Linked DNA regions of Homo sapiens: region 1 is linked to region 2. A link is a loop called in an ENCODE intact Hi-C map of the cell type or tissue named here. Cell type or tissue: endothelial cell of umbilical vein. All regions are shown on one strand. Links, peaks and the distances in the headings refer to the core of each region. The heading gives the core; the rest is flanking DNA. Region 1 has its middle 61 kb from the start of CH25H. Region 2 holds the start of CH25H (cholesterol 25-hydroxylase).

What was found. Peaks named below come from ENCODE experiments on the same cell type or tissue, not always from the same donor. Only the 100,000 strongest peaks of a DNase experiment are listed, where the experiment ranks them.
Region 1: a loop joins it to region 2, with 2.8 times the contacts of the local background. A loop is called at or near these places in 3 of 110 quality-filtered maps.

What each region holds. Positions count from the first base shown.
Region 1 is chr10:89,138,169-89,153,910 of GRCh38, reverse strand. It overlaps the pseudogene LOC100289238. Among named protein-coding and RNA genes, the nearest start is that of CH25H, 61 kb to the left of the region's middle. In endothelial cell of umbilical vein, for the core only: no CTCF peak of the experiment used is centred there; a DNase peak (open chromatin) is centred at 8,940; H3K27ac peaks cover 792 bases.
Region 2 is chr10:89,195,753-89,211,494 of GRCh38, reverse strand. CH25H (cholesterol 25-hydroxylase) reads left to right here and starts at 4,178. Exons shown (of 1, transcript NM_003956.4): 1 at 4,178-5,866. The coding sequence starts at 4,203. The coding sequence ends at 5,021. It overlaps LOC105378418 (a long non-coding RNA gene), which reads right to left. Exons shown (of 4, transcript XR_946180.4): 4 at 6,996-7,064. RefSeq lists enhancers at 4,337-4,406, 9,668-9,837. In endothelial cell of umbilical vein, for the core only: no CTCF peak of the experiment used is centred there; a DNase peak (open chromatin) is centred at 3,924; H3K4me3 peaks cover 1,651 bases; H3K27ac peaks cover 746 bases; H3K27me3 peaks cover 1,621 bases.

The sequences.
Region 1 (15,742 bases), core at 5,235-13,234, 63 kb after region 2:
GATATAAGCCAATAACAAAAAGACAGATGCAGCATTATTCCACTTATATGAGGTATCTAAAATAGTCAAACTCATAGAAATAGAAAGTAGAATAAGAGTTGCCAGGAGCTAGGAAAAAGGGGACACGGGGCATTTGCTGTTCAATGGATACAGAGTTTCAGTCATGCAAGATGAAAAAGTTGTAGATATGTTATACAACAATGTGCATATAGTTAACAACATTGTGCTATATACTTAAAAATTTAAGAGAGTAAATTTATGTTATGTGGTTTTTATTAGAACACAAATTTCATTTTCAAAAGGAATTAAAATTAAATCATTTAATGCATTACAGATGTCTCATTTTATTTTTGAGGAAATGAGATCACAAGAGAAAAGTGACTTGGTTCAATCTACATGGCTAAATAGAAAAGAAGCTGGGGGAAGAACTCCAGTCTTGGTGCCCTCAGTCCATTGCCCTTTCTGGTGCAACATCAAGTCTAAGTTAAATCAGTGGGCCCCAGAGAGCAAGCCCAATTCTGACACATTTGGGAAGAATGATTTCTCTAATTATTTCCCTCCCTTCAGCTTTACAGGTAGGTGGCATTCAGCTAACCCAATCTGATATCCCAACAGGATTAGATTTAACAGCGATAACCGGTTAATGCATCATCCACCCACAACTTCCTGTATTTCAGGATTTCCCAAAATCCACAGATGCATAAAGCAGTATCATGTTCTGAGCCGGTACCATTTCCAAATGAGAGTTCAAGGCAGCACACAGTGTTGTGGAGTTAGAGATGGAAAGGTGAGTATGCCTGAGGAAGACATAGTCAAGTGGCTGCAACTGTGTATGTGCATAATTACCTTTATTTTCTTTCACAAATGTATAAAGGTATTACATCTAATAACTTTTTTGTTTTATTTATTTTTTTATTTATTTTTTAGACAGGGTCTTTCTCTGTCATCTAGGCTGGAGTGCAGTGGTGCACTGCAGCCTCTGAAACTCTGCCTCCCACGTTCAAGCGATTCTCCTGGTCTCAAACTCCTGACCTCAAGTGATCCATCTGCCTAGGCCTCCCAAAGTGCTGGGATTACAGACATGAGCCACTGCACCCAGGCTTATATGTAATAAATTTTATTGATAAATGAACACACAAGTACATGCTTGTAAACCTATGTATTTATTATATTCTTTAGATTGGTATTTCCCTAACTGGATCAAGATAGGAGGGCTCTCTAAATTCTCTGCCACAGATGCAGAGGGACAAAGGAGTGGGCCAGGGCTGGATGACACAATCAGAATTTACCCCAGTGGTTTATGGGCTGGAGGTAGAGAAATGGTGATCTTGAACTTGATTTCCTTCTGAAATAGAACCCAGACTTTGGATTAGACAGTTCTGCATTCAATTCCCAACCACTCTGCTTATTTGCTGTGTGACTTTGGGAAGGTTACTTGATATCTGTAAGCCTCATTTTCCTCTTTTAGGAACCACAATAGGATTTTCCTCCTGTGGGATCATCAGGTGAATTGGATGAGACGATACATGTCAGGCGCCAATCCCAGTGTCTGGGATTGACTTCAAAGTCATTTTCACTTCAAAGCTCGCCACAAAACTTAAAAGCTAAGTCCTCATGAACAAAATCAAGCTATCGATTACTTACTGAGCACTTTGTATGTACGATTATACATATACAACTACTCTGGGCTCCTGAGAGTGACCTGGGAAAGAATGGTTGTGGTGTCCAGTTGGTGACCCCCTACTGAGTAGGATGTTTGGAACTACAGCTTTGCCTCATAGAGGTTTTTCCCACATTTAAAACTCATTTATAAAAAAATGTGTGATTGATTTTCTACTCTGTCTTGCCACCATAATTATTTGCTCTGGCAGACAATTAGCATTTTTTATGTGACTCATATGACGATTTGTTTGAAACTCACCCCATGGCACTGATCTCACAGCTGCTTCATTTCTAACTCCAGCTCCCTCATCCTTTAATCTTGCAAGAAAACATCTGAGGTATATTTGGGAGTGGAGAGAAAAAACTGCATACATGATTATAGCAATATTGCCTTAAAATTCTCTTGAGTCTTCCTTATCTCAATGTGTCTCTGTCTTCAAAACTCTCCTTTTCCCTTCTCCTCATTGCTCCCTAATTTTTGTAAGCCTCCAGAACACATAATGTTTTTTTGCCTGTCTACCTGTCTTCTTTCCTTCTTTAATAATTAAATGTAAATCTCACCTTTATGTAAATAATTATCTAAGTAATACATATATACTTCACATTACAAAAATTCAGACAATTCAGATAATCAAAATGTCATCGTAAGTGTCAACCCTTAGTCCCAGTCTCCTTTCTGGAGATAACCATGGTTATTAGTTGATACAGCCTTTGATGTCTTTCCCTCTGTAATTGTTGTTAGATAACATAAAATTACTGCTTTTGTAGGTCACAAATGATCAAATATCATTGTGCATAATTACCTTTATTTTCTTTCACAAATGTATAAAGGAGTTACATGTAATAACTTTTTATTTTATAAGATTCCTCCTTCTATCTATCTACCTGCAGAGGTGTAGAGTGTTATTTTGTGCACTTAAAAAACATAAATAGAATCATATTACACATATTTTATTGCGATTTATTTTTTCCAGCACAGCAATATATCCTGGATATCGTCTAGGTCAGTACATGTGTCTCTACCCTATTCTTTATAACAGCTTGTAAAACTCTTTAGAATGGATCACTTATTTAACCTATCTACCTACCTACCTACCTATCGATTTATCATCTACCTGCTTATCTATTACTATTTTAAATCCTACAGTACTTGACTATATCTCCTTGCTTATGTGGGAATATTAAACATTTAAAAAGCAAATGCATAAAGACACAAATTAAAAATAGGTTAGGTGTCATTCCCTATAGAATTAGTACTTGACATTGTCCTAATTGTTAATAGTGGATCTTTGCTTAGAGGCACCCTATCTGGGTTTAACATGTTTTGATCTGGCTTTGGGGGCCTTCCAGCTTTGTGTGTCTCTGCTATTTGGCTGTTAGAAGCTCTCCTTGGTATAACCATCTTTCTTATAATAAACATAGAAACATAATCATAGGAGCCAGATTCTATGCTTCTTGAGTAAATGATCTGCTCCATCTTTCTGTAGGATTTAAATGACTGACCTGCATGCTTCAAACCTTTCTGTCACAAATGGCCTACCTTTTGTATTGTTCCTAACCCCAGACACTTCAGAATTTAAAAGATTTATTTTTGACTACCAAACAGAATATATTGATCAATACATTTGATTTTATAAATACTTATCATAGGTACAGAAATATATAAATCAGTCTGATTGGCATGAGTGAACAAATGTGTCGCGCTGAGTTACTATGAGTCCAGTTCAAAGTGAGGAAATGTCATTGTTGGGTCTGACTCAGATCCTTATTGTAGATTGATCTACTATTTCATTAGGCTATTCAAAAGATGGAAGAAAAGCTCTGGGTCTCCCTACTACTTGTGCTAAGTGAATAAAAGCTGAGGTTTCTCATAGCCTAGCATGTAATCTCATTCAAAGAAACACAGTCTGCTAAATGAAAGGGATTCAAGCATTTTCCATATTTATTAAAATCTCTTGTAAAACATCTATGAGGACAGAATTTATATCCCACAGCAAAATTTTCATTTCCTATTCCTTTATAAAATTATATTTTCTGTTGGTTCAACATATCCAAATCAATAAGTGTGATTCGCCACATAAACAGAATTAAAAACAAAAACCACATGATCATCTCAATAGATGCAGAAAGGGTTTTTAATAAAATTAAACATCCTTTCATGTTAATAACCCTCAACCAGTTAGGTGCTGAAGAAACATACTTCAAAGTAATGTGAGCCATCTATGACAAACCCACAGCCGACATCATATGGAAGAGGCAAAAGCTAGAACTATTCCCAGTGAGAACCAGAACAAGACAAGAATGCCCACTCTCACCACACCTATTCGACATAGTACTGAAAGTCTTAGCAGAGCAATCAGGCAAGAGAAAGAAATAAAAGGCATCTAAATAGTAAGAGAGGAAGTCAAACTATCTCTCTTTACAGATATGATTCTAAACTTAGAAAATCCCATAGTCTCTGCCAAAGGGCTCCTGGAACTGATAAATAATTTCAGTAAAGCTTCAGGATACAAAATCAAGGTGTAAAAATCAGTAGCATTTCTATACACCAATAATGTTCAAGCTGAGAGCCAAATCAGGAACATAATTCCAATTACAATAGCTACACAATGGATAAAATACCTAGGAATACAGCTAACCAAGGAGGCAAAAGATCTCTATGATGAGAACTACAAAACATTGCTGAATGAAATCAGAGATGACACAAACAAATGGACAAACGTTCCATGTTCATGGATAAGAAGAATCAATATTGTTAAAACAGCTCTACTGCCCAAAGCAATTTACAGATGTAATGTTATTGAATTTATCAACATCATTTTCCACAAAATTAGAAAAAAGCTATTCTAAAATTCATATGGAACCAAAAAAGAGCCTGAATAGGCAAAACAATTCTATGTAAAAAGAAGAAAGCCAGAGGCATCACACTACCCAACTTCAAACTACACTACAAGGCTACAGTAATCAAAGCAGCACAGTACTGGAACAAAAACAGACACATAGATCAACAAAATAGAATAGAGAACCTAACAATAAAGCTACACACAACCACCTGATCTTCAACAAAGCTGACCTTTTATAACAAACAATGGGGGAAGAACTTTCTATTCAATAAACTGTGTTGCGATAACTGGCTAGCCATATGCAGAAGAGTGAAACTGGACCCCTTCCTTTCACTATCCACAAAATTTAACTCAAGATGGATTAGAGACTTAAATGTAAGACCTAGAACTATAAAAACCCAGAAGAACACCCAGGAAATACTATTCGGGACATTAGCCTTAGCAAATAATTTATGACTAAGAAGTCCCCAAAAGCAATTGCAACAAAACCAAAAATTGACAAGTGGTATCTGAGTAAACTAAAGAGCTTCTGCACAGCAAAAGAGACTATCAACAGAGTAAAGAGACAACCTACACAATGGGAGAAAATATTTACAAAACATGCATCCAATAAAGGCCTAATGTTTAGAATCTATAGGGTATATAACAATTCAACAAGCAACAATCAAACAACCCCATTAAAAAATGGGCAAAAGACATGAACAGACACGTCTCAAAAGAAGACATACAAGCAGCCAACAAACACATGAAAAATGGTCAGCATCACTAATCATTAGAGAAATGGAAATCAAAACCACATGAGATACTATCTTACACCAGCCAGAATGGCTATTATCAAAAAGTCATAAAATAAAAGATATCCGTGAGGCTGTGGAGAAAAGGGAACTCTTATACAGTGCTGGTGGGAATGTAAATTAGTTCAGCAAAAGTGGGAAGAAGTGTAGAGATTTCTTAAAGAAATTAAAACAGAACTATCACTTGACCCAGCAATCCCATTACTGGGCATATATCCAAAGGAAAATAAACTCTTTACCAAAAAGACTCATGCATTCTTATGTTGATCATAGCACTATTCGCAATAGCAAAGACATAGAATCAACCTAGATACCCATCAACAGTGGATTGCGTAAAGAAAATGTGGTACATATATGCCATGGAATACTATACAGCCATAAAAAACAAAATCATGCTTTTTCGCAACATGGATGCAGCTGGAGACCATTATCCTAAGTGAACTAACGTAGGAACAGAAAACCAAATACCACCTGTTCTCACTTATAAGCAGGAGCTAAATACTGGATACATGTGAACACAAAGGTACTAACGATAGACACTGGGGATTAGTTGAGGCAGAGTGAGAAGGAGTGAGGGTTGAAAAACTACCTATGAAGTACTAACTATGCACACTACCTGGGTGACAGGATTATTTGTATCCCAAACCTTAGAACACGCATTTTACTCATCTAAGAAACTTGCACATGTACACCCTAAACCAAAAAATAAAAATCAGGAAAAAAAACTTATTTCTCATTTCTTTTGCTCTTAAGATCTCTCAACCCATTGCTCTCATGAAGACTTTCTCTTTGCCTCTCAAATTCAACTCAATACAAACTTCCTCCACACTCACCACTGCATGGTTCTTGATTTCCTTGTCCCTCATCTCTCTCTTACAGTGTAAGACAGCAGTGTATGGGCAGCATGGACTCATGGTTGTCAGACACTTGTGTTCATGGGAGAGAGATACAAAGGTATAGGAAATTATAATCAGAAACCAGACATTCTAACACTGAGCATAAAATCCCCACTGTTGACATTCCAACACTGAGCATAAATTTCCAAATGTTTTCTTACAACACACCCATTTCTGTTCCAAATGAGTCCCAGTCATAAGTCGGTTATGAGGCTACATCTATAAAGATGCATCAGTGTCTCCCTTTTCAGTAAATATTTCATTAAGTCCCTGCTGAGGAAGGCCTCCTGGAATGGGTGAAACTTGTGCCAGGTGAGTCAGACTTGGAGCCTGTGCTCAGACACTCTCAGTCTAGTTGTTAAATAAGACATATAAATAACCTACTATACTATAAGATGAAGTGGAGCAAGACTACCCTGAAAGTTGAAAGGAAGATGGATTTATTCGGACCATGAGAATTAGGAAAGCCTTCAGAGGAGGATTTTGTGGTAGGGTTTGAAGGACGAATAGGAACTTTTAAAGTATTTTTTTGCATATAAAGAAATACATGCTCACTACATGTTTAAAAAATATAAAAAATACAATGAATAAAATTAAAATAACTTACAGTATCTACACTAAAAGATAATCAACATTTGTGTTTGGCATATATACTTCTAGTCTTTTTAACGAACATGTATATACACACATACATGTGTATTTATATTTTTCCTTAGTAGAATTGGAATTATAGGCCGGGCACGGTGGCTCACGCCTATAATTCCAGCACTTTGGGAGGCAGAGGCAGGCGGAACACAAGGTCAGGAGTTTGAGACCATCCTGACCAACATGGTGAAACCCCATATCTACTAAAAAATAAACAAAAATTAGCCAGGTGTGGTGGCGGGAACCTGTAATCCCAGCTACTCAGGAGGCTGAGGCAGGAGAATTGCTTGAACCCGGGAGGTGGAGGTTGCAGTGAGCCAAGATCAAACCACTACACTCTAGCCTGGGCAACAGAGTGAAACTCTATCTCAAAAAAAAAAAAAAAAAAAAAAAAAAAAAAAAAAAGAAAAAGGAAAAAAGAAGAATTGGAATTATAAGGTATGCACCCTTTTTTTAACCTACATTTTTCCATTCTTATACTGTAGAAATATTTTCAGGGGACTAAACATTTTGAAATTTACAATTAAAGACCCAGTTGCTCCTATCATATGAATGTATCATAATTTATACATTTTTATATTTTTAAAATAAATTCCCCTTGGTTGGACATTTAGATTGCATACAACTTGAAAGCATTATAAACAAACATTAAACATATTTGTATTCATCTCTGAACTATCCTTAGGATAAATTCTTAGAAGTGGAACATAGGGATAAAGATTTAGATATTCACAACCATTCTGGTATCTTTTGCCAAATAGTCTTCCAGAAAAATCTATCTTCAACCATACTCCCATATGCACAGGTGAGCGTGACTATGAGAAAGACTTTGCTGGTTAGAGACTAGCACTTCAGTTTATTGAACTACACGGACAAGCATGACTTGAGCTCAACATATTTGGGGAACAATAAGGATCCCACTATGAAAGAAGCAAAGGGTACATGGTAGATGTGGCAGGAAGTGACCATGGAGAGATGGTTGCACGTCATGATAGGAAGTTTGAGATTTACTCTGTAGGCAATTGGGAACTTTCAAAGAATTCAGAGCCAGGGAAGGCCCCATCTGTGCTCAGTAAGCCCTATCTGACACCAACATGAAGATAAATTATGCAGCTGGGAAACTGGAGGCACAGAGATGAGTTAGGGAGAAATTATAATGACTCAGGTGAGAGATGTAGACATCTGAACAGGCAGTGCCATCAGGGATGGAGAGGACAAAATGGATATGAAATGCCTTAGGAAAGTAAAAAAAAAATGCAATTAGATGTACATTTTTCTGTTTGAGTGACGGCTGGGCTTGTTTGGGTGATGTTATTTTTCCAAGGTTGGGAGAGTCCATTACAGGCAAATTGTGTCCGGGAAAGGGGTTACTTGGGCCTGAGGGATGATGGAGGTGCTGCTCTGGTGGAAATAATGGACTCTTTGGAGTTAGGCCTGAGTTTGAATTCTTGTTATGCTCCTGGTTGGATCCATGACCCAGAGCCAATTCTTTACCATCTCTGAACCTGAGTTTCCTCCTCTCTGAGATGGAGCTAATTCTGCTCACCTTATAGTGTCATTATGAGAACTAGAGATAATATGTGCCAAGCGCCCCCACAGCTACATGGAAGCTGGTTCTTTGCTTTTCCCGCTAAGGGACCCAATCCATCTGCTTTATACTGCTGGAGTGAATAAGCAGCAACAAGTCCTACAAATATGAGCTGGTTTCATTGAAGTCAGAAGAAAGTTGACTTTTATAACAGCTTATAAACCTCAACCTAAGCTTTTTGTGTGTGTTATCTTTATTAATACTTACTTGCAGCAACCTTCCAAGGTAATGCTATTATTCCCACTTTATACAGGGAAAATGAAACTCGAAGAAATCCAGACAGCCCTGCTGGAAAATGGCAGAGCTAGGAGTAATACTTTTGCATAAGTTAGACTCACTTTCCACAAGTCCTATTGTTGCGGCTGCAGTGGCAGGAAAAGGAAAGGATATTTACTGCTAACTCTGTAGTCAGAGAAAAGAAGTGTGTTTCCTGATGTTTTAAATCAGACCTTATTTTTAGAGGAGCCATAGAATGTGATAAACCTCCCCTTCCTATACTGTTTCTGTGAGAATATCCAAGTACTGTTTGTTGAGGCAGAGGAAAGAAGAGGTGACAGGAAGAAATTAAAAGGAAACATTATTCATTTCCCGTTTTGCTTTGATTCAAGTTCTCTGAAACAGATTACTTGGAAACACGATGCTTCAGGTGAGATAATCTGATACTTCCTAATTATTTGATGGCGTGTTAACATGTCTTAATAGAAAATGTAGTCCTGCTGAAGAGGAGAGCACTGAGTCCAACAAAACATATCATTTACAAAAACAAAAGCTGAAGAATGAAAGCGGCCCTGGAAAAACTCTTTCAAATATAGGTAGTATTTGACATGGAGATTTGGTGTCAGACACACTAGCGTTCAATTCACAGCTTTGCCATCATCTGGCTCTGTGACCTTGGGAACGCCCATCCTGAGCCTGTGTTCCTTTAGCTGTAAAGTGGAATCCTACATTTGATTAGTGACTGTTTAGCAACAATTATATGCTACGCACTATTCTAGGCACAGGGCATATGGTAGAGAAAAAAGAAAACAAAGATCCTTTTCTAGTGGAGCTTACATTCAAGTGAGGGAGGAGGGAGACATAATAAGTAAGGCATATAAAGCTAAAACATGTAATACATTAGATAGTGATAAGTGCTAGGAAGAAAAAATAAAAAGGAAAGGAAGGTGTGTATTTTCATGTGGAGGAAGGGTAGTTAGAATTTTAGGATGCCCAGGGCCCGTCTCAATGAGAAAGTGATTTTTTTAAGTAAAGAGACTAAGGAAGTGAACGAACGAGCTATGCAGATGGCTGGAGACGATAGTAGTTGGTTATATAGACGAGCTTATTGTTTAGGGGAAAGTTCCAAGCTACAGATATAATTTAGAAGTTATTACCTCATAGATGATATTATAATTAAAGTCATTGAGATTGAATGAGGTCATCAGGGAGTGATTTGTAGACAGAAAAAAAAATTGGTCCAAATACTGAGCCCTATAGCATGTCCATATGTACAAGTATAAAAGAGAGAAAGTACCTGTAAATGAGACTGAAAAGGAATAGCAAGGGATGTAAGAGGATGGTCAGGTGAGTGTGGTGTCCTGGAATCAAAATGAAAATGTATTTTAAGGCAAAAAGTGCTGCTGATACACTAAATAAGTGAGATGAAGACTGAGAAAGGAAATCTGGATTCAGAAACATGGTGGTCACAGATGTCCTTGAGAAAAGCTGTTTTGGTGGAGTATTGGGGACAAAATCCTGCTTGGACTGGGCTCAAGAGAGAAGGGAAGGAGAGAACGAAGAGTATGTCTAGACAACTTGTTTGAGATGCTTCGATATCAAGGGAAGGAGAGAGAGAAATGTGGCTATGATGGAGACAAAGTAGCATCAGGAGAGGAGTTCTGTCTCTGTATTATTCTGATGGGGAAAACAGTCCCATATATGTTTGTATGTTAGTGGAAAATATCTAGTAGAGCAGGAAAGACAGATGAGGTTTCTGAAAAATGAAATAGTATCTGGAGAGAATTGGGATAATAATAATAACCATAAAATTGTAATTGATCTTTTAAATTAAATACCTACTGTGAGTCAGGTTTCTGTACATGGCCCTTTGCATTTATTATTATCCTCTAAAATGCCCTGCTTATCATTCCCATTTTACAGACAAGAAAATTGGGGCTTGGAATGTTAGTTATCATGCTCTAGAGCAAGGGTTCTCAAACTCCAATGTGTGTGCACATCACCTGGGGATCTTGTTAAAATGCAAAGTTTGATTCAGTAGGTCTGAGCAGGGTCCTGAGAATCTGCATTCCTAATATGATCCCAGGTGATGCTGATGCTGCTGGACCACACGAAGACTAAATGGAGTCTAGAAAAGATCATGTGGACAGTACTGAATTCCTGGCCTGTTTGACAAAAATCCCAAGTCCCTTTAACAGGTGCTGTGTATCCTCCCATGATCTTGGTTGGGTTACAAATTAGAAAAACAAAAGTGAAAGAGAAACCCAAGGAAACCCAAAGAGAAACCCAGGGAGGAAGGAAAACCACCATTTTTTTTTTCCTGCTGTCTTGTAGGAAAAGTCCTGAGGAAAGTGGCACAGGCAGATTTGGCACACCGAAGCATATGCTCATTATTGGCCCATTGGAAGGATCAAGATTCCCCCACTGGGCCATCTCAGAAAAGTGTCTGGGCCAGACGGGCTTTTTCTTCCCTTCCCTCCCCTCCCCTTCTCCTTTCTCTTCTCCTTTCCCTTCTCTCCTTCCCTTCCCTTCCCTTCCTTTCCTTTCTCTTTTCCTTTCCTTTCTCCTTTCCTTTCCTTTCTCCTTTCCTTTCCTTTCTCCTTTCCTTTCCTTTCTCCTTTCCTTTCCTTTCTCCTTTCCTTTCCTTTCCCCTTCACCTCCCCTCCCCTACCTTCCCTCCTTCCCTCCCCTACTTTCCCCTTCCCTCCCCCTCCCCCTTCCCCTCTCCTCTCCTCTCCTTTCCCTTTCTACTCTCTCTTTCTCTCCTACAGTGTCCCTTTGTTGCCTGGGCTGTAGTATAGTGGTGCAATCATAGCTCACTGCAACCCCAAAACCCCTGGGCTCAAGTGATTCTCCTGCCTCAGCCTCCTGAGTAACTGGGACTATAGGAATATGCCAGTGCAGCTGGATACTCTTTAATTTTTTTTTTTTTTTGTAGGAATGAGGTCTTGCTATGTTGCCCAGGATGGCCTCAAACTTCTGGGCTCAAACAATCCTCCCATCTTGGCCTCCCAAATTGCTGAGATTACAAGAATGAGCCACCACGCCTGGCCAGACAGGCTTTTCTAGTCATGATGAAGTGTCAGCTCATCCCAGTTCATTCCCTGCCTTGGTAGTATAATATATAAAAGTTAGTCCCACATCTAGAATTAAATGGAAAGTAGCTTTATTGTAGTCCACCTTGAAAACTTGCTCTTTGCATCAGCAAGGTGTGGTGCAAGGTGGAGCACTCAGATTTGGGAGTTAGATGTAGTCACTTTCAAATCTGATCTGGGCCCTGCTATTTATTAAATGTGTGATCTGAGCACATTTTGAACCTATAGGCTAGTGCAAAAATAATTGCAGTTTTGCCATCACTCAAGGGCAAACAACACAATTACTTTTGCACCAACCTAATATATTCTCATCTCTAAAATGGAGATTATGCTCTCTAATTTACAGATAAGCAGTACTGCTTCATGGTTAAAAGCATAGCCATTGGAAGAATTAATATAAGAGCTTAAATCTTAATACTATGATTTCCCAGTTGTGTTTTTAACTCCCATAAGCTTTAGAGTTTCTCATCTGTACAACTGGGAGATCAACCTTACTTCCTAAGATTAGTGTTCAAACAAATGAGATCTTCTATGTAGAAATCAATAAAAGTCAGCTCTTATTATTAATATTAATGCTATTTTTACAGGGCTTTTGTGAGAAGTGATTGAGACACAGATGTGAAAACACACAGTACAGCATCTTTCATGGAGGAGGCACCCTGTACATCTTTGTTTTCCTTTCCCCCTAATCTCTGGGGTTATTGGATGAAGTTTGTTAATAGAAAACAATTGTAAAAGAAGTATCTTAAGCATCCAGAATCTAGAAATAAAATTAATTTAGCCTTCAGTCTGAAGCATAACCGAAGAATAGAAGAAATTCAAAGGAACCATAAAGATTTTTTTTCTTGGGCAATAGGGAATACCAGAAGGATGAAGTAAAGCCATCTTACAGAAGTGTCTGTCAATGCACTTTATTCAAGCTACCTTGAAATACCACTATTTCAACTCTTAGGTCTCCAAATATTATATGGAAAGACATATTTAGCATTTAAAAATCTACTTTGAAGAATTAAACACCATTAAAATTCATGTAAGAGCATAATCTGATTTTATCACTAATGATAAGCAACATATCATTTTAAGATTTTTTTTTTTTTTGAGACAGAGTCTCCTTTTGTCACCAGGTTGGAGTGCAGTGACTCGATCTCAGCTCACTACAACATCCGCCTCCCAGGTTCAAGCGATTCTCCTGCCTCGGTCTCCCGAGTAGCTGGGACTACAGGTGCACACCACCACACCCAGCTAATTTTTGTATTTTTAGTAGAGACAGGGTTTCACCATGTTAGCCAGGATGGTCTTGATTTCTTGACCTCGTGATCTGCCCGCCTCGGCATCCCAAAGTGCTGGGATTACAGGCGTGAGCCACCGTGCCTGGCCTTCAGATGATCTTTTTTTTAATTTAATTTTTTATTTGTGTATTTCACTGTAGTCCTGTGACAACAAAATGACATCTGTGTACCAGAACATACATACATCAACAGTAAGGTGTAATTTTTCATTACATCACTGCTAGAATATTTAGCTTTGTGTAGAAGACACATAAGCATGTAAGATGGCCACACCAAATAATTTTCTGTTTTTTTCTTAATCTTTTTTTTTATCAGTAATACTTTATCAACCTCACTATTAACAGAATTGTAAATTATCTGGGCAATAGGGTGTGTGGAGAAGATTAACTGTGTTATACTGTAATAGTTGCTAGATAATCTCACACACTCCCCAATAAGGAACTGTCACCATAATTAAGGGCTAATTACTGTTGTTAGTTGCACAATGATAAAGTTCTTTTGAAAATATTGGTTAGCCCACTTATATGTGAAAAATGCCGTTTCCACTTATACACAAGAAAAAAATATTCAGAAAGCTACTTTTGGCCTTGCTATGTCAAAAAGTCAACTGTACAAAGATCTACATGTTAAACCTAAAATTATAATTTTAAAAGTCTATTAAAGACCAAAATGTCATGCATTTTTTACTATCAATTATGCAGAGGCTTTAAAACTGTTGCAAGACCATATAGTATATATTAGCTTTTATACTGCTAATGCACAACTAACAGCAAACTTGATTAGATTAACAGAAATCTGTCTTAATTACACCTTTCTATATCACACTAGAGACAAATGCCACAAGATCTGCAGAAACATTCCGTTCTGAGCACTCGAATGACAGGATAACTTTTTGAGTTGTAATCTTTCACATATAGAAAAACAAAAAAAAAAATCTTCAGTCTCACGTTACAAAAAAAGTACTGTACAATATTAAGAAGGGGTAAAGGATATCATCTATAACATAAACTAACAACTCGTGTCAAAAAGCAAACAAAATCTATAAATAAAAATATCAAAATACACAGAACAACTGAAGCACAAATCCTGCATTAAATACAGTAAAGATTTAATATGACAATGCACTGCTTAATGGAAGACACAAAAATAGGGTGGGGAAGCTAAGGCAACCAGAAAATAAAATCAAAATAATGGGAAAAAATTGGAACCACTGTTTTCCCCCTAGTCGGAGCATATTTTTTTTTTTTGGTGTCTTTCCATTCAAATAATACATAACACTGTACATTTTTTAATGTCATAGAAAAACTTGGTTCTTCCATGAAATCCTTTAAATTCTTGATAAATGTTTCAATGTAGACATTATTATGAATGAAAAACAGCCAACAAATGGGCACTTTTTGTTTTTTTAACACTGAAGATTTGCAGACACCTTTTAAAAGTTATCATAATCTTTTTTTGTCTTTTTTTCTCCTCAGCTTCAAATCCATCAACTCCATCACTATCCCTTCTTCATTTCCTGTTGTCATGGATGTTAAAATGTTGGCTCATTTGTGGTAATGGATCCATGCCTATAACTTTGTATATCTGGTGGAATGCAAGGAGTCTGAATGCAAACTGTGTACTGGATGTGAAGTCTTCACACTGCTGGTCAGTCATTGTTGCCAAGGTATCAAAGGGATCCTTTTCACAAAGATCCAGAAGCCCAGGACTACCTTTAAAAATAATCCCTGAAGAAATGCACTCAAAAACTCTTCTCAGTGCATCCCCAGGGCCCTGAGGGCTAGAAGCACTGCTGATTGCTTTCTCTACTAATAACTCCATAGTTGCAGAAACTTTATCAACTATTTCATCATCTTAAAGTGCCTAGCCATTATGTGCAAGGCATTGTAACCAAAATAAAATGAACATGGGCTCTGTCTTCCAAGAAATTGCAGAAATGTAGAGGTAACGAATAAGTCAAGAATGAGGTAGAAAATAGAAAATTTCTTAAGCCAAATGTAAATACACTAACAGCTCAGAGAAAAATTTTTTCAAGGAAATTCACAGAGAGGATAAACAGGTGGCTTCAGTCTTAAGGGTTAGAGAGGATACAGAAATGAATCATCAAAATCCACTCAATTTGCAAACTTGGATTTATGAATTTATGTGTACTAATTAGACTAACTCTTTGAGGCCCAGGAGTTTTTGAAGATAAAGATCATTATTTAGTAATAAAAAGTGACTTCCACTGTGGAGAGATTCCACTGAGTTAGGTACTATGCTCAGAATAATCTTCTGGAACGCTGTCCTTCTGAGATGGAGAATGAAATGAATTTCTGACATGCGCACGTAAGAGCGTATCAGTTTATCATCATCAAAACTCACCTCTGGTGACATGATAGTACTTGTCTCCAAAACAGCAAGCTGTTTCTCTCCTCTGTGCTTGTGCTCAGGCTGTTCCTTCTGCCAAGAATGTCCTTCCCCTACTTTTCTTTTTTCCTTCAACATTTATTTTAAGTTCTGGGGTACCTGTGCAGGATATACAGGTTTGTTACATGGGTAAACCTGTGCCATGGTGGTTTGCTGCACAGATCATTCCATCACCTAAGTATTAAGCCCAGCATCCATTACCTATTCTTTCCAATGGTCTCCCCCACAACCCATTCCAACAGGCCCCAGTGTGTGTTGTTCCCCTCCCTGTGTCCATGTGTTCTCATTTTTCAGCTTCCACGCAT
Region 2 (15,742 bases), core at 304-8,303:
GCACGGCTAATTAATGTTTTCTGAGTCTTTTGTAAAGTGTCACATAAAAGCAGCTTCAATGACCCCTTCCAATACCAAACTCCTCCTGAAGAGATACTTACCTTGGAACCAACCCTGGCCCTTTTCTGCTCAGTTTGGCTGTAACTTGCTTTTTATCCCTAGCTAGCCTTGTCTTGACTTTTCTGAGACTGAATTTTTAATCTTCAGTCTTTAAAATGAAGGATTAGATTTTGATATTCGAGATCATTCCACCTCTATGAGTCTTCCCTGTTACACAACACTACACATCTCTAATAGCCAGGAACAGTTTTGATTAAACAGATGCCCAAATGGCCTTACCTAATTTGAGAAAGAAAAAGAAATTCATAAAGGTCATTTAAAAAAGGGATTATGTGATTGATGGCAGGCTTTGCTAACTACATGTTCTATTTGCTGGGGGAAGGGGAGCAGCATCCACAGTCTTTTGGTAAGTTGGTGCCACATAACTTTGAGATTGTGATGAGTGTGCACAAACTTGACTGTTGTACTCTCAGAAAAGTGATTTGACCCCTGTGATAAGCAGAAAATAAAAGATTCCTGTCCTCCAACTCCGCCAGAAAAACCATACTAAGATAAAAACCATATGCAGGAAGCCATGATCAACTGGAGAAGAGATGGCGTGGCCAAAGTTCTAATGCTACCTGTCAGAAAACACCCCCTTTTGCGGAAAACCATCAATTGGACAAGAAATGGTGTGGCCAAAGTTCTAATCAGAAAACACCCCGTTTTAGGGAAAACCATCTTTACAGGTGGGTAGATCCAAACTACATCAAGCAGTACTCCAGAAAAAAAAAAAAGATTTGTTTTTTAGCCTCAATTTAGAGCTAATGTCCTTTAAAATGAATCTTGAGTCCACAAATATCTTTTGAACACTCATTACATACAAGATGCAATGCTTGGCACTGTGAGAAGAAGTCCTAGAAGATACACCCTGTGCTCTAAAAAGACCTATTCATCTAGCAAGCTATTACATTTTTGTGCAAATAAAAACTGTTTAAAGGTGCGCATGTGCCAAATTCAAGAAATGATACCACCTTAGTCAGCACTTGATAGTGTTCAATTTTATTTTGGTCCATTAAGTGATGCTGTTTTTGGTTACCTGACATATTGTTCAGCATTCCACATGATATAGAGTGGAGAACTAACAGGACTGTAATTCATCAATTTCCCTGGGATGGTTGCATTTGTATGTTAGACAAAAACTTCTGTCCTGGTCAGCTGCAAGTGCAGAGATGGCAGAGAAGCTAGTTGCTATCCTTCAAAGTGCCACAAAGTCACGGGGGAGAGTATGGACAAAGCAGGCTGAAGCCAGCGCTCTCAAGTTTTGCTGCCCACGGCCTTCTGTAATTGGCACATGGACATTATTCTAACAGCGATAGACGGTGGATACACCAAAGCAGAAAATGAATGGGTTGGTTGGGGCTGGGGACTCAAAGGAGACAGTCTTGACAGCAAATCTAGCAGCTAAATCCAAATTAAGCAAACCTGCTAATGCCACTCACTTAAAAAAAAAATCTTTCTTGCTCTCGCAACCAGAGCACCCAAGCATGATAACTGAGACCACAAGAAAAGGACAATGTGTGCTGAAAGGAAATTTGAGGGCTAACTTCTGTTGAGGGTAAATTTGAGTGATATTTTACTTATGAGCAGAAATCCAATTTTAATGTTGAGAAAGTGAGCTCTAATGGTCCGTTTGGAGCAGTGAGAAGGACGCTCTTCTCTGAAACACTGCATCAAGGACAAGACCACGTCTAGCCGGAATGAGAAGAAAAGTTTCTGGTTTACCCTAAAAGTGAAGTGAAAACAACACTGGGGAAGGGAGGAGATGTTGTGGGGGGTGGGGGCGCATGGGCGGTAGAGGTGGAGAGCCTTGGAAGGACAGGTTGTTTAACTGGAAGCAACTAGGGGCCTACATTATACCTATTTTCTGCTATCATCTAGAAATCAAAGCAGCAGCATTAGAAAAATTCACCCTTGTTCCCTTTTTGTATTGGCTGTCAAGAAACTCAACACTGCTTCTGAACCTTTATCTCATCAACAGCAAATATGTCAGCAGAATATAATAATGTTTTCATAGTACCCTGGGTTAAATAAAAAGGCTGCTGTAGGGCTAGAGGCTACTGCTGAGGGCTCCTGGGAATGAGCATCTAAGGAATGTCAGTATTCCATCAGTGGCAGTTAGTGGACACACACCAGTTAGGAGATTCTGAATTACAAATTGGCCTATTATATGTATCTATATCTTATATATTACATATTATGAATTGGCATATTATATATATCATATGTATGCATATATACCATATATGATCTTAGTTTTAGGCCCATATATTGGTCCATATTTTTGTAGTACTTGTTCTTTCCTCATAATAGATGGCGTTATATCTTTTATTTCTCTTTACATAATCTTACTTGATTTTAATTTCAAATTTCTCAGTTATTCTTTAGGTAACGTGTGGAGTACAAATTTAAAATACCATGCATATTACTTGGTGTGTTTGCTGTGTGCTAGGACCTATGATTTTACTGCTGTAAACCCACAGCAATAATAATAATCCTACTTCTTGGCAGGGTGAGGAAGCCAGCTTTTTTGAGGATTGGATAAAATCAATTCAGATAAAACATTTAGCCAATGCGTGGCACCTAGTAGGTGGGCTTTACACGGTAGACTTATTATTTTTCCATTTAATACTCCAATTTCCCTTTGTGGGGAATCGGGGGGATAAGAAAATGCAAGCTTCAAGGAGTAAAGGGCTGGACACAACCACATAGATACAAGACACTAAGCAAGAATTAGGAGTGCTCCCTGGCTTCAAAGCTGGTGTCTAAAACGTCTATCCCCTAAGGGGCCCTTGTATCGTGTCATGTGTCAGACCCCGGGTTGAACGCGAGGATTTTTGTGCTGTTCCCAGGGTCTCTCAAGAGCTCTCCTAGTACCGACCTCCTTGTGCTCGGTGGCCCCTGGCCCGAGGACCCCAGATGGGTGGCGGAGAAACGCAGGGGATAGAGACTAGCCCCCTAGCCGGGCTCCGTGGGCCCGGAGTGGATTCAAGGACCGGTGGCAGAGGGCGACTGCAAGTTGGCCCCGCAAAGCCAACAAGGGGAAGGGTAGGGTAGTGACGACATCACCTGGTCCTTCAATAGCCTCCCGGGAGGCTTCAGGAACTCACATCTCTTTCCCTTGACGAACAACGCAGGTGGTTTGCTGAATTAAGTGTTCCCGCCCCAAATTGAGATACAACGGGCTTTTTAGCCAGATTGGCGCAGACTGGGAGTTAAATCCAGCATTTTCCCGGCAAAGCTGAGCCTGGCCGCCGCGGAGCCCTCTTTCCGCTGTGCGGTGCCTCCGGCTCCGATCGCGGGCCCGGCGCCCCGGGACGCGCCGCCGAGGGTAGCTACGCGGCCGGGCTGCGGCCTCTCCCGGAGAGCCTGCGTGCGTGGTCTCTCTAGCTTGCTGCCCGCCGGCCAGGAAAACTCTGGGGACAAGCTGGAGCTGGCGGAGGTTCCCATCCGGCCACCCTTCCCGTCTGATTTCCTGAGCTGACGGTCACCGCCGGCGTTCGGGGACCAGCGGTTCCCTGTGCAAAGGGCTCGTTTCTCGATCGCCGCTGGATAGACCGCAACCGGGTTCTCAGAAAACACCCGAGCTACAGACCGCATGTAGCTTTAAACAGTTTTTAAAATGCGATTATGCTTGCGTCTTTATGAAAGCACATGGATGCAGTTATACGTATGCATTAAAAAACACAAACAATTCTGCATTGATTGCAAAGGAGCGCTTTCTGGTGGCAATGTAAACGGTCTAGTTTGAGACCCGTGATGACACACGTGAACTGAGTTGCCAAACTCATAGAAACTCCACACGGTAGATCTGTACATTGTGTCCCGTGTTAATTGTACGTCAACTGAAAAATCAGAACTTACATGAAAAGTACGAAGTGCCACTGCATACACGCATATCTAAAAGCCGGTAAGATGCGGCTATAGATGAGCACATTTACAGCAATGAAGGGCCACTCTGCCGGGTTGCTAGCTTATTCAAGCTTCGCATCGCCGGGAAAGGGATGGAAAGGCAGCTGACATCACTCGGGGCGGGGCCGTGAGTCCTGTGAAAAGTCGATGGGACTCGAGCAGCAGCCTCAGCTGCCTTGCACAGCCTCGCAATGAGCTGCCACAACTGCTCCGACCCCCAGGTCCTTTGCAGCTCCGGGCAGCTGTTCCTGCAGCCCCTCTGGGACCACCTGAGGAGCTGGGAGGCCCTCCTACAGTCGCCCTTCTTCCCGGTCATCTTCTCCATCACCACATACGTGGGCTTTTGCCTGCCCTTCGTGGTCCTGGATATCCTGTGCTCCTGGGTGCCCGCCCTGCGGCGCTACAAGATCCACCCTGACTTCTCGCCATCCGCGCAGCAGCTGCTACCTTGCCTGGGGCAGACCCTCTACCAGCATGTGATGTTTGTGTTCCCCGTGACGCTGCTGCATTGGGCCCGCAGCCCGGCCCTCCTGCCCCACGAAGCTCCCGAGCTGCTCCTGCTGCTGCACCACATCCTGTTCTGCCTGCTACTCTTCGACATGGAGTTCTTCGTGTGGCACCTGCTGCACCACAAGGTGCCCTGGCTGTACCGCACCTTCCACAAGGTGCACCACCAGAACTCGTCCTCGTTCGCGCTGGCAACGCAGTATATGAGCGTCTGGGAACTGTTTTCTTTGGGCTTCTTCGACATGATGAACGTCACACTGCTCGGGTGCCACCCGCTCACCACCCTGACCTTCCACGTGGTCAACATCTGGCTTTCCGTGGAGGACCACTCCGGCTACAACTTCCCTTGGTCCACTCACAGACTGGTGCCCTTCGGGTGGTACGGGGGTGTGGTGCACCACGACCTGCATCACTCTCACTTTAACTGCAACTTCGCTCCGTACTTTACACACTGGGACAAAATACTGGGAACGCTGCGGACTGCATCTGTCCCAGCGCGGTGATGTGGCTGCGGTGGGTGCCCCTAAGACTCGGGACTGCTGTGCCTTTCACACTTGAATGAAGAGAAACACCTGAGCTATATATTTTTTTAAAGCAACTAACTTATTGCTTTATGTTTATCTATGAAAACCATAGATAAAATCTGATGCATTTTTGTAATCTGACAAAGTAATTTACATACTGTTTGTGTATCAATACAATTTTGTGTTCTTGGTATTCTTAGTCTAGCTCACCTCAATAGCCTTGAATCCTGCATATGAATTAGACATTCATCACTGGCATATTTAGAATATCTCTAAAAGGACTTGTTTGTAGAATAAGGAATTTTCTATGTTTCAAAGTGTTCTAAAACCTGGCTAAAAGAATGTATTTTTGTGGATGGTGTTGACTTCTGACTCTAAAAGCAATCAAACATGTTTCTGCTGGACAGTGACCAAGAATTATAGTACCTTCTTATATTTTTTTATAGAACTGTATATTTATTTTGAAAGAAATGTTATTCGTGCTTTAAAAAGGAAAAAAAACCATGAATCAAATAAGTATTGACTTCCGTTTCACTGGTATTTTGACTGATAAAAAAGGGAAGAGGGAGCGGGCATACCAAGTGTCCTTCTAAGCCTCCATCAGCCTCACCATGGAAAGAGAGGAATCTGGGTGTAGGGTGTTCTGTTGGGGGTTGTTAGAGAAAAGGAGGCAGGAGAAGGGGCTCTGTTTGTTGTGCTCTAGCAATTTCATGGAGGAAAAACACGCTAATATTCTTAATGCTTTTCAGCTGATTTCTGTATAACAGGCAAATGATAGGATTACTCTGTAAAGTTTCATAGAAAGATTAACGCTGAGCAGTCAATCATTTTATTATTTGTGGGAATGGATTAGGGGAAGAACAGAATTGGAGGCGTGCCTTGCTTTGCAAAACTGGTGAGTCAATAGTATACACTAGAGTGGCTGATAGATGTGCAAGGGGATTCTGAGGAAGCCCCTGTTTTCATGAATCCATCCATAGCTACTGCAAATGAACATCAAAGCATTGCTTCTGAAATCTGGAATTTCTGTATATTCAGTTTTCTTAATTAAAACATACATGCAGCAGGTACAGCCCTTTCTAAAAGAAAGATAAAGTGAAATTTGGCCCTGGATCCCTGATTCCTCATGTGGAAAAGGAGGAGGTGTCCCAGATGTTCTTGCAGATGACAGTAAATATTCCTATTATTAACCACACACCCATCACCCATCACTCACCCCATCTAACTCCTGCCTATTCATTTTAGTTTTGTTTTTGGAATATATATAGTGTAGAGTTAAAAATCAAGACAATTTAGACACAATATAAAGAATGGCAGCTTTGTGTGTAATTCTTGGCTCATTATATTTGAACCAAACTGTCATGTTTAAAGGTAAAGCATCCATTTAGAGACCTGGTCTCCACGGTCTGCCAAATGAGACTCCCAAGAAATATGGTTAGGCCCTCCAAATGTTTGGCAGAATGCCCCAGAATGTGGAAGCTCACAGCCAGTTTTCCCATGTTCCCTTCAACGTGTGTGTTCCTTTAGCTTCTTGACTGAAGTTACCTCCTCCTCTGTCTGTATCAGGACCAGGCTGGGATTTAAAGATGATATTGATTTATAAAAGTGAAATCCATGAAAAGAGGAAGTGAGATGTGAGGAGAAAATGCTACATTGACGGTAGTATATTATTATCATGATGCACGTGGCACCTGGAGTAAGAAGAGACGGATAAACAGGCAGGTGTGGAATCTATGGTGCAACTATGAGTTGTAAGCAGCTGTAGGCACTCCAAAGCTGCCCTGTAAATCATGGATAATAACAATTTATCACAGCGTATCCTCAGAGAATTGTAAAAATGTATCATGTTGCATCACTGCATAAGGTAATTTTAGATTTTGGGCAAATTATACACATGGAAAGTGCACAATTTGGATTTAGAAATACTTTCTTACAATCGAATGTCTTAACAGTTTTTAATGCCTTGGGAGGTAGAACCGCGGAAGTGGAAAGGATGAGCAATTTTTCAGATAGCTTGAGAACCTGTTAATAAAAATAGTAAAGAAAAAGTTCATATGCGCATGCGCTGTCACACAATTTCTCACTTGCTCCTTACAACAACACCATAGGGATGTAGAATAGTTACTATTATCATCATCACCTCTGTTATGGATAGAGGATTGGTACCCACACAGGTTAAGTACTTTTTTCCAGATTACAAAATAGGAGGAGTGGGAGCCAGTTCTACTAAACTTAGGTCTGGTGGTGTATACTGTGCTTCTCTTCTGATAACTGCCAGAGAGCTGCAAACCCTGCAACACCAACAAATGGCCTCCCTCTGTTGTTCCTCCTTTGTTACTACCCCTAAAACAGTGTTACCCTGGCCCACTACTTCACTTCCACATGGCTGCCAAAGCCTCTGCCTGGGTAGGGGAGAAAGCCAGGGGAGGTAGAGCAAGGCCAGTCTAAGCAAGCCCTGGGAGAGCAGGAGGCAGGTCAAGGACTGTTTTCTGCATCCTTCATTGCACCTGTGCTACAAACGCAACTATTGCAGCCAGATTACCTGGGTGGGAATCTGGGTTCTGGGACTTACTAGCTGAGTGGCTTTGGATAAGGTACTTAACCTCTCTGCCTTAGCTTCCTTATCTGTTGATCATAGACTGTTCCTTGCTGAGTTGTTGTGAGGGATTTTTGAGTTACTAGACGCAAAGTGCTAGATGAATCCGAAATCCTGGCTGTAGTCGTGTTTGCTGTGACTGATGCTTCCCAGTGTGAGTGCTAGGACTGCAGTTCAGAATGGTCAAAGCTTTTTGTTCACAAACATGCTTGTGCTCGCTCATATTCCGGGGAATCAAATAAAGCCAAGTTGTTGGTTCTGCTTCCATCACAAGCTACTTCTCCCACCATCCTTTCAAGGCAAAAGTTTTATAAAGAGAAAGAAGTCTATGTTTGTTTGATTCTACTTCTTTACCTCTGAGTCATTCTACTCCCATTCCTCTGGAAACTTTTGCTCTGGGTTGCCTACTAATTTCCTAATTCTCAAATCCAGTGACTTTTCCCTGCTTGGTGTTCCATTTCCTTGGCTTTCTTTTCTTCTTCTTCTTTTTTTTTTTTAGAGGAATTTTATTTACAAACCAGCTCATCTTGGAATGTGGTTCTTGCTTTGCTTTAGTGAGGTTTCTCTCAACTCCTTTCCATCCTCATTCTCCAGCTGTTCCTTCTCTCTTCAATGGCTCTTCTTTCACCACAATAGGGAGGCAAGCCTCAAGGTGCTCCTCATTTTACTAAAAAATACCTGTATTGTTTATAATTAATATCCTCCCTACCATCTCCTAATGTAGTCTATAAATGTCCTACTGCATTGCATTCTAGTAAATAAGCACAATGTGTATACGCATGTATATTCACATACACCATGTATATGTGCATATGCATGTAACATGTAGACACGCTATATATGTACACACTATACACACAAACTCTATGACTACATGCTATTATATGTACACATAGATGTATTTAAACACTATATACATATGCTGTATATATGCACACATATATAAGCACACTGTATAGTATATATGTGTACACATTATATGTACACACACTATATATGTAAACATGTACAAACCTGCTATATTTGTACTAGATGTGTATACACACACTATGCCTCCTCTTCTCTCTCTCTTCACATACATAAACATAAACACACAACTATTTTTTTCCTATCTACCATTTATTTCTGCCTGTAGTACTATGCCTAGTTCTTAATAAACATTGGTTCAGTGTTGCATGAATCCTGGAAGAACTAGAAACACACCTTAGCCATTAATCATGCATTTCTCAAACATTCCTTCTTGTTCTTCTCCATCTTCCATCACTAGTCAGTTCCAGATTTCTAACTCAGGCCATGATCACCACTCATAAATCTCTGTTCTAGAGGAAGTCACACTCTACTGGGAAAGAGAGTCAGGCAAGCAAATGCATTTAATCTAATGTGGCCAGTGCTGTAATGGAGGATGTTAACAGGTTGTTAAGGGAGTTCAAAAAGAGATGGGACATTTGAGCTAAATCATGAAGGATTTGTGTCTTCACTAAGCAGGGTACAGGGCATACCTGGCAGAAGAAACAGCAGTTGCAAAATTAGAGAGAGATCAAAGAACTTGACATTCCTGAAACATGGCAGGAAGCTCTGAGCACTGAATAAGCAAGGAAGAAATGTGTCCGACACTCAAGGTATTCAAGGTACATGTCTAACAAGGCAGTTACAGCCTGGAATTGGGTCCCAGCAACAAACATTTGCTGTCTTGCCTCTTCACAAGCTATTGAAACTTTTTAGAACTGTTGACTCACCTGCTTATGTCCCAGGGTTTTTGAGAGATTGTATGTAAAATTGCTTTGAAACAAATGTTAGAGCTTCTTGTTATTTGTCGATTTATAATGAATAGACGGATAAATGCATTGAAACCTGGACTTGGGCTATTGAGGGAGTGGGGAGGGTGGTCCACAGATTTCAAGCAAGGGAGTGACATTAGATCTGGTTCAAGAAGGTAACTGGCAGCAGTGAACAGTGACAGTGATTCCAGTTAGGCGACCGTGGCAAGTTCTGCCTGGATTCCAATCCTGGCTCCACTGCTTATAAACTCTGTGACCCTGAACAAGTTACATACTGTCTCTTGCTGAGTGAGTATCAAGAAGGCAGTTATGGGACACTACTTAGAAATTGCTGCTATCAATATTCTTTGCTAATCATTTGCCTAAACCCAACATAAATAGCTCCGCCGACTTGTAGCAACTTGAGTGAAGTGTTTATTTCAAATTTTGCTAAGATCCACCCTGCCACATACTTTTGTGGGTTCATAGTGTGAACATTTTTTTTTATTTCTGCGAACTCTGAAAAGCTTTGTTTAAAAAATGTTTAAAAAAGCATTCACACAACGGACTATGACTCAGCAATAAACAGAAAAAGATGATTAATACATGCAGCAATAAGGTTGTGTCCTAATTATGCTGAGTAAAAGAAGCCAGACAAAAAAGATTATTTACCATATAGTTCAATATAGTTCAATCCTATAAAACTCCAGAAAATGCAAATGAATTCATGGGGACAGAAAGTAGATCAGTAGTTTGATGAAGGGAGGGGCAGCAAACATAAATTACCAAACGGGTATGAGAAAACATTTAGTAATGAGGGATATGTTCACTATCTTGATTGTGGGGATGGTTTCACAGGTGTATACAAATACCAACAATTATCAAATCGTATACTTTAAATATGTGTAGTATATAGTACGTCAATTAGACCAAATGTTGATGGTGATGATAAATTAATCTAGGACCTCATGTTCTGAGTTTTAGCTTTGAAGTCAATTTACCATGAAAACACACACACACACACACACACACACACACACACATACACACACCAGTCTATAATCCATCCTTTGCTCATCCATTCTCCTGACCTACCAGAGAAAGCCTCTGGTAGGAAGGCATGTCTGGGAGCCTGCAAAACCCATACCCCTTTCTTTAAGAACTTCCTCAACTCCCACTATGTACACACACAAACACAGATTGGGTCCCTGTATCTATTGTTATACTATATGATCCCTACATCATGGCCACAGCTTTCTGTACCAAAGTTGGAAATCTGATCCACCTGGGAAGAATTAGGCTATTTTCCAGGAATTTAGGATATGTAAACCAGCAGATCCAGGTGACCATTTTGGGGCTGCCATTCGTACTGTGTGAATAATGATGCCAAGAAAGCCCATCTGTACATAGAATGAAAGGAGGATGAGCAGATTTTCAGGGAGTGGGAAATGAGAGACACATACCCCTAGAAGGAGTGGAAAGGGCAATGGCAGTTCTGGGAGCAGACCACTGACCTGGTTTCTGGAAGCTCTATAGGCCCAGGTTCTCGACCCTAAACCTGCTACACTTTTTGCCTTTGGGTTCCATGACTTTCTAATAGATTCCTCTTCTTGGGCTGGTTAAATACCTTTCTGGTTCTTGTATGTAAAGAGGACATTGGTTAAAACCTGAGGGTTCTGTGGTGTCCTTTTGCATTTAGGTTGTAGGAGGAAGCCCCTTAGCACAAACCTCTATAGGAGGTTTTTTGTGGTTGTCATCAGTGGACAATGAATAGCCACATCCTAATTGACAGCCAGAGGCTGTGGTGCCCCACAGGCCAGGAAGGCAAACTGACTATGTGTGGTTGTTAGGGGCCAATGTGGAGAACAAAATGAGCATTCTGACATTATTTAGTACCAGCCAACCCCATCTTGACCTCCTATTACCCAAGGTGAGCAAGTGCTGTTTTATAGCAATTCAAATACAGACTTTATTCCAAATGTTTGCTAAAGACATCTCAAGTCTCATAAAAAAGACTTTGAACCAAAGCCTAATTGGAAGCCCAAACTTTATCTCAATCCCATCCTTCCCATGGAGGGTATATCCTTATTTCCTAACAGACCTCTTATGGGTAATGGGTCCTATAGTGCCACATTGTGTTCTCCATGGGTTTGAGGTCCCGGCGGATGCTAGCAGCTTTCTAATACACACCTTGACTTCCTCTGTTGGGCTAACTTTCCATTTGTCACATCTTGACACCTCTTGGTATTTTTCCTGTCTCAGTGTTTGTTTCCAGCTGTGTCTCTTTTCTGCCTTGTTCTTTTGTTTTGTTCTTGGCTGACATTTATCAAATGCTTACTAGGTACGAGATTCTCTCAACTCATTTTACATCCAGTAACTCATTTAATTCCTAACAGCAACCCATGAATGACACAGAGACATTCAGAAACTCATCTCATATCTTTTAGCTAGTAAGTGGCAGAACCATGGTACACACCAGGCACACCCTTTTGGAACCTGCCCTTATCAGTTGTCATCACTGGACTCTGCCATCCCCTCAGGAGCTCAGTTTTTCTTTGTCACATCTTCTTCTCATGATCTCATAGAAAAATGAATCAAAGTTTGCTTAGAAGAGTTTTGTCTTTGAGAACTTGTTCCATTTTCTGCAAGGAAAAGGTGAGTTGCTACAAGCACAGATTATATTTTCATAACAAGAAGCTAGACTGTGAATCAACCCATTCAAAGGGATATGACCATAGGCAGCTTTTCCCATATAACCCACTACTAGACTTGCTCACGGGGATGGTATGAGATTGGATAGAAGGACTAGTATTCATCGATGAAAGAAAAAAGTGGACCATAAATGAAAAAAGTTTGCAAAAAAAAAATTTGTATACAGTGCAGGTATAACATACATTATTCTGGTCAGATGGGGAGGAGACCTCCTGAAGGGCAATGAAGAGGGACGAGAAAGGGACTGCAGAGGTGGGTTTCAGACCTGGTAGCTGTGCAGCCAGCCAGCTGTGCATCTAGCCAGGAGCTGTGGTCTGGTTGTCCAAGGTTGGGACTTTTTTCTGGTTTGACCCTCCTAGTGGGCTGCTCTGGTTGAGGGCTTTGACCGTGTTACCAGCACAGAGCCCAGCACATCAGGCCATTCAAAACTACTCTATGTTGCCTCCCTGGCCTAATGCTCAGCACTTCAATTCAACCAACACCTTAATGAGCACCTACAGTGTGATAATAAATAATCATGGTAACAGTGACAAGAATAATGATAATAATGGCTATTATAGAACAATTACTGACTATAGCTCATAGGTATTGTGCTAAATGCTTTGCACATATGATTCCTTTTCATCCTTAAAACAACCTTCTTTTCTTTTCTTTTTTTTTTTTTTTTTTTTTTTTTTTTTGAGATGGAGTCTTACTCCGTCAACCAGGCTGGAGTGCAGTGTCGCGATCTTGGCTCACTGCAACCTCTGCCTTCTGGGTTCAAGCAATTCTCCTGCCTAGCCTCCCAAGTAGCTGGGATTACAGACATGGACCACCATGCCCTACTAATTTCTGTATTTTTAGTAAAGATGGGGTTTCACCATGTTGGCCAGGTTGGTCTTGAACTCCTGATCTCAGGTGATCTGCCTGCCTTGGCCTCCCAAAGTGCTGGGATTACAGGCGTGAGCCACTGCGCCCGGCCAAAACAATCCTATTTTCAAAGCCAACAATCTGCTTGGTTAAGTAATACCTTTATTAACTCACCTCAAAGATCCACCCCAGATGATAAACAAATACATAAACAAATTAATTTCAGATTATGTTAATGCTATGAAAAACAGTGAACTGATTTGATATGATGGAGAGGATCTGAGAGGTGGGGAGGCTTCCTGCAGAAGGGGGATAAGGGAAGGCCTCTTTGAGAAAGTGATGTTTAAGAGGAGACCTGAATGACAAGAGGGAGCCAGCCAGGTGAAGTAGGTTGTGTGTTCATTCCTATTTCTCAGACAAGAAGGAAAGTTTAAAGTAATTGCCTAAGATCAAATAGCTCTATGGTAAAAGCCAGAGCTGGGGCCCAGGGTGGTCCTATCATTTTGCTCCAGTCTCTTCCAATGTGTTCACTCAGCATGTCATGCCCTCTTTCAGCTGCCATTGCTTCACCTGTCCAAGGGTTCTTCCTTGTTTCCGGCTATTGCCATTCAAATTCCTTTCCTGTTATCCATTTCTCTCTTACCTCTGATTTTCCAGGTTCAAGCTCATTAGCCAGTTGTTAAGGCAGGTTTTATCCTTAGATAAAGATTATCTTCTAAAGCGGTATCCGGCCTCCGTAGTAACTGTGGCCTAGGGTTGTACATGCCTTGTGCAGAGGCACTGTGTCTGTAGGATGCCCTTGGGGCTGAAGAGCTTCCATTCCATCCCAGATCCCAGCCTGCAGAATAAAGATAACTAAACTCTGACAGGTTGGGATATGGAATGGAATGGACGTATGCAAATAAATTATGTATGCAAATAATGACATTCTACCTCTTCCTTTTCTGTCTAGATGCCTTTTTTTTTTTTTTTTTTCCTTTTTCTAGCTTTCTTGCTCTGGCTAGAAGGCTATAACCTCCAGTAAAAATGGACTAGAAGTAATATAAGAGAGGATATCCTTGCCTTGTTCTTAATCTTAGAGAAAAAACACTCATTGTTTCACTGTTATGTCTGAAATTATCTCTAAATGTTTTGTACATGACCTCCATCAGATTGAAGAATTCCCTTTTATTCCTAGCTTTCTGAGAGTTTTAAATAAAAAATGGATATAATGTTAAAAATGAAATTTTCTTATTATCCTCGTAGTATCTGTAGAATGTATATTTATCTCACATACCCATACCTAACATAGATAAGTTGTGTCTTTTTTCCCTCATCACTTTAAATAGAGGTTTATCAATTTTACTGGTCTTCTGAAAGAATGTGCTTTTGCTTTCATTTGTTTTTTATATTGTTTTCTTTTTATATTTCACTTATTTCTATTTTCATCTATATTAATTCTTGTAGTCAGCTTACTTTGATTTGAATTTGCTCTTCTTTCTGTAGGTTCCTAAAACATGAACTGGGTTGATGTATGGAGAAGAACTGGAGGTGAGGGAGAGTTCCTGCCCAAAGGGTATAAGGGAAGGCCTCTTCCAGGAAGTGCTATTTAAGAGGAGAAAGTTGATGTCATTGCTTTAATATTTTCTTTTCTAATGATATAGATATTTTGACACTATAAAGTTCCCTACAAGCACTGCTTTGGCTGTAACCTAAAAATTTTGTTATGTTGTGTTTTCATTTTAATATAATTCAAAATAATTTCCGATTTCACTTTTGATTTATTTTTTTGTCCCATAACCATGTCAAGTATGTTATTTAGTTTCAAACATTTGGAGAGCTTCCAAATATCTCTCTGTTACTGATTTCTAATTTAATTCCATTTTGTTCAGAGACCATAGTTTGTATGTTTTTTAAAAAAATTGAGATAAAATTTACATAACATAAAATTCACCATTTAAATTACTTTAAAGTGCCCAACTCAGTAGATGTCAGTATATTCACAAAGTTGTCTGTCACCACTATCAAATTCCAGAGGATTTTCATCACTCCCACCCAAAAATCCATACTCCTTACCAGTTACTCCTCATTCACTGCTCCTGCTAGTTTCTAGTAGGGAACATTAATCTTTCTATCTCTATGGCTTTATTTATTCTGCCATTTTATTAAAAATAGTATAATTTAAATATTATAGCTATTTTGATGGGACAATAGTATCTCACTGTGATTTTGATTTGCATTTTCTAATGACTAATGATGTTGAGCATCTATTTATGTTTTTTTTTTTTTGAGACGGAGTCTGTCTCTGTCGCCCAGACTGGAGTGCAGTGGTGCGATTTTGGCTCACTGCAACCTCCGCCTCACAGGTTCAAGTGAGTCTCATGCCTCAGCCTCCCAAGTATTGGGATTACAGGTGCCCGAAACCATGCTTGGCTAATTTTTGTATTTTTAGTAAAGACAGGGTTTCACCAGGTTGGCCAGCCTGATATCAAACTCCTGACCTCAGATGATCCACCTGCCTAGGCCTTCCAAAGTGCTGAGATTACAGGCATGAACCATTGCACCCGGCCTATTTATGTTCTTACTGATAAAATAGTGTGGAACTTCAAATATAATGTTGAATAGAAGTGATGAGATTAGACCTCCTTGTCTCATTATTAGGGAGAGCACTTACAGTCTTTCACCATGAAGTGTGATGTTATCTGTGGGGTTTTTATGCTCCTTATCATGGTCCCTCTGTTCCTAATTTGTTGTGTGTTTTTGACAAGAAAGGGTGTTTGATTTTTGTCAAATGCTTTCTCTGTATA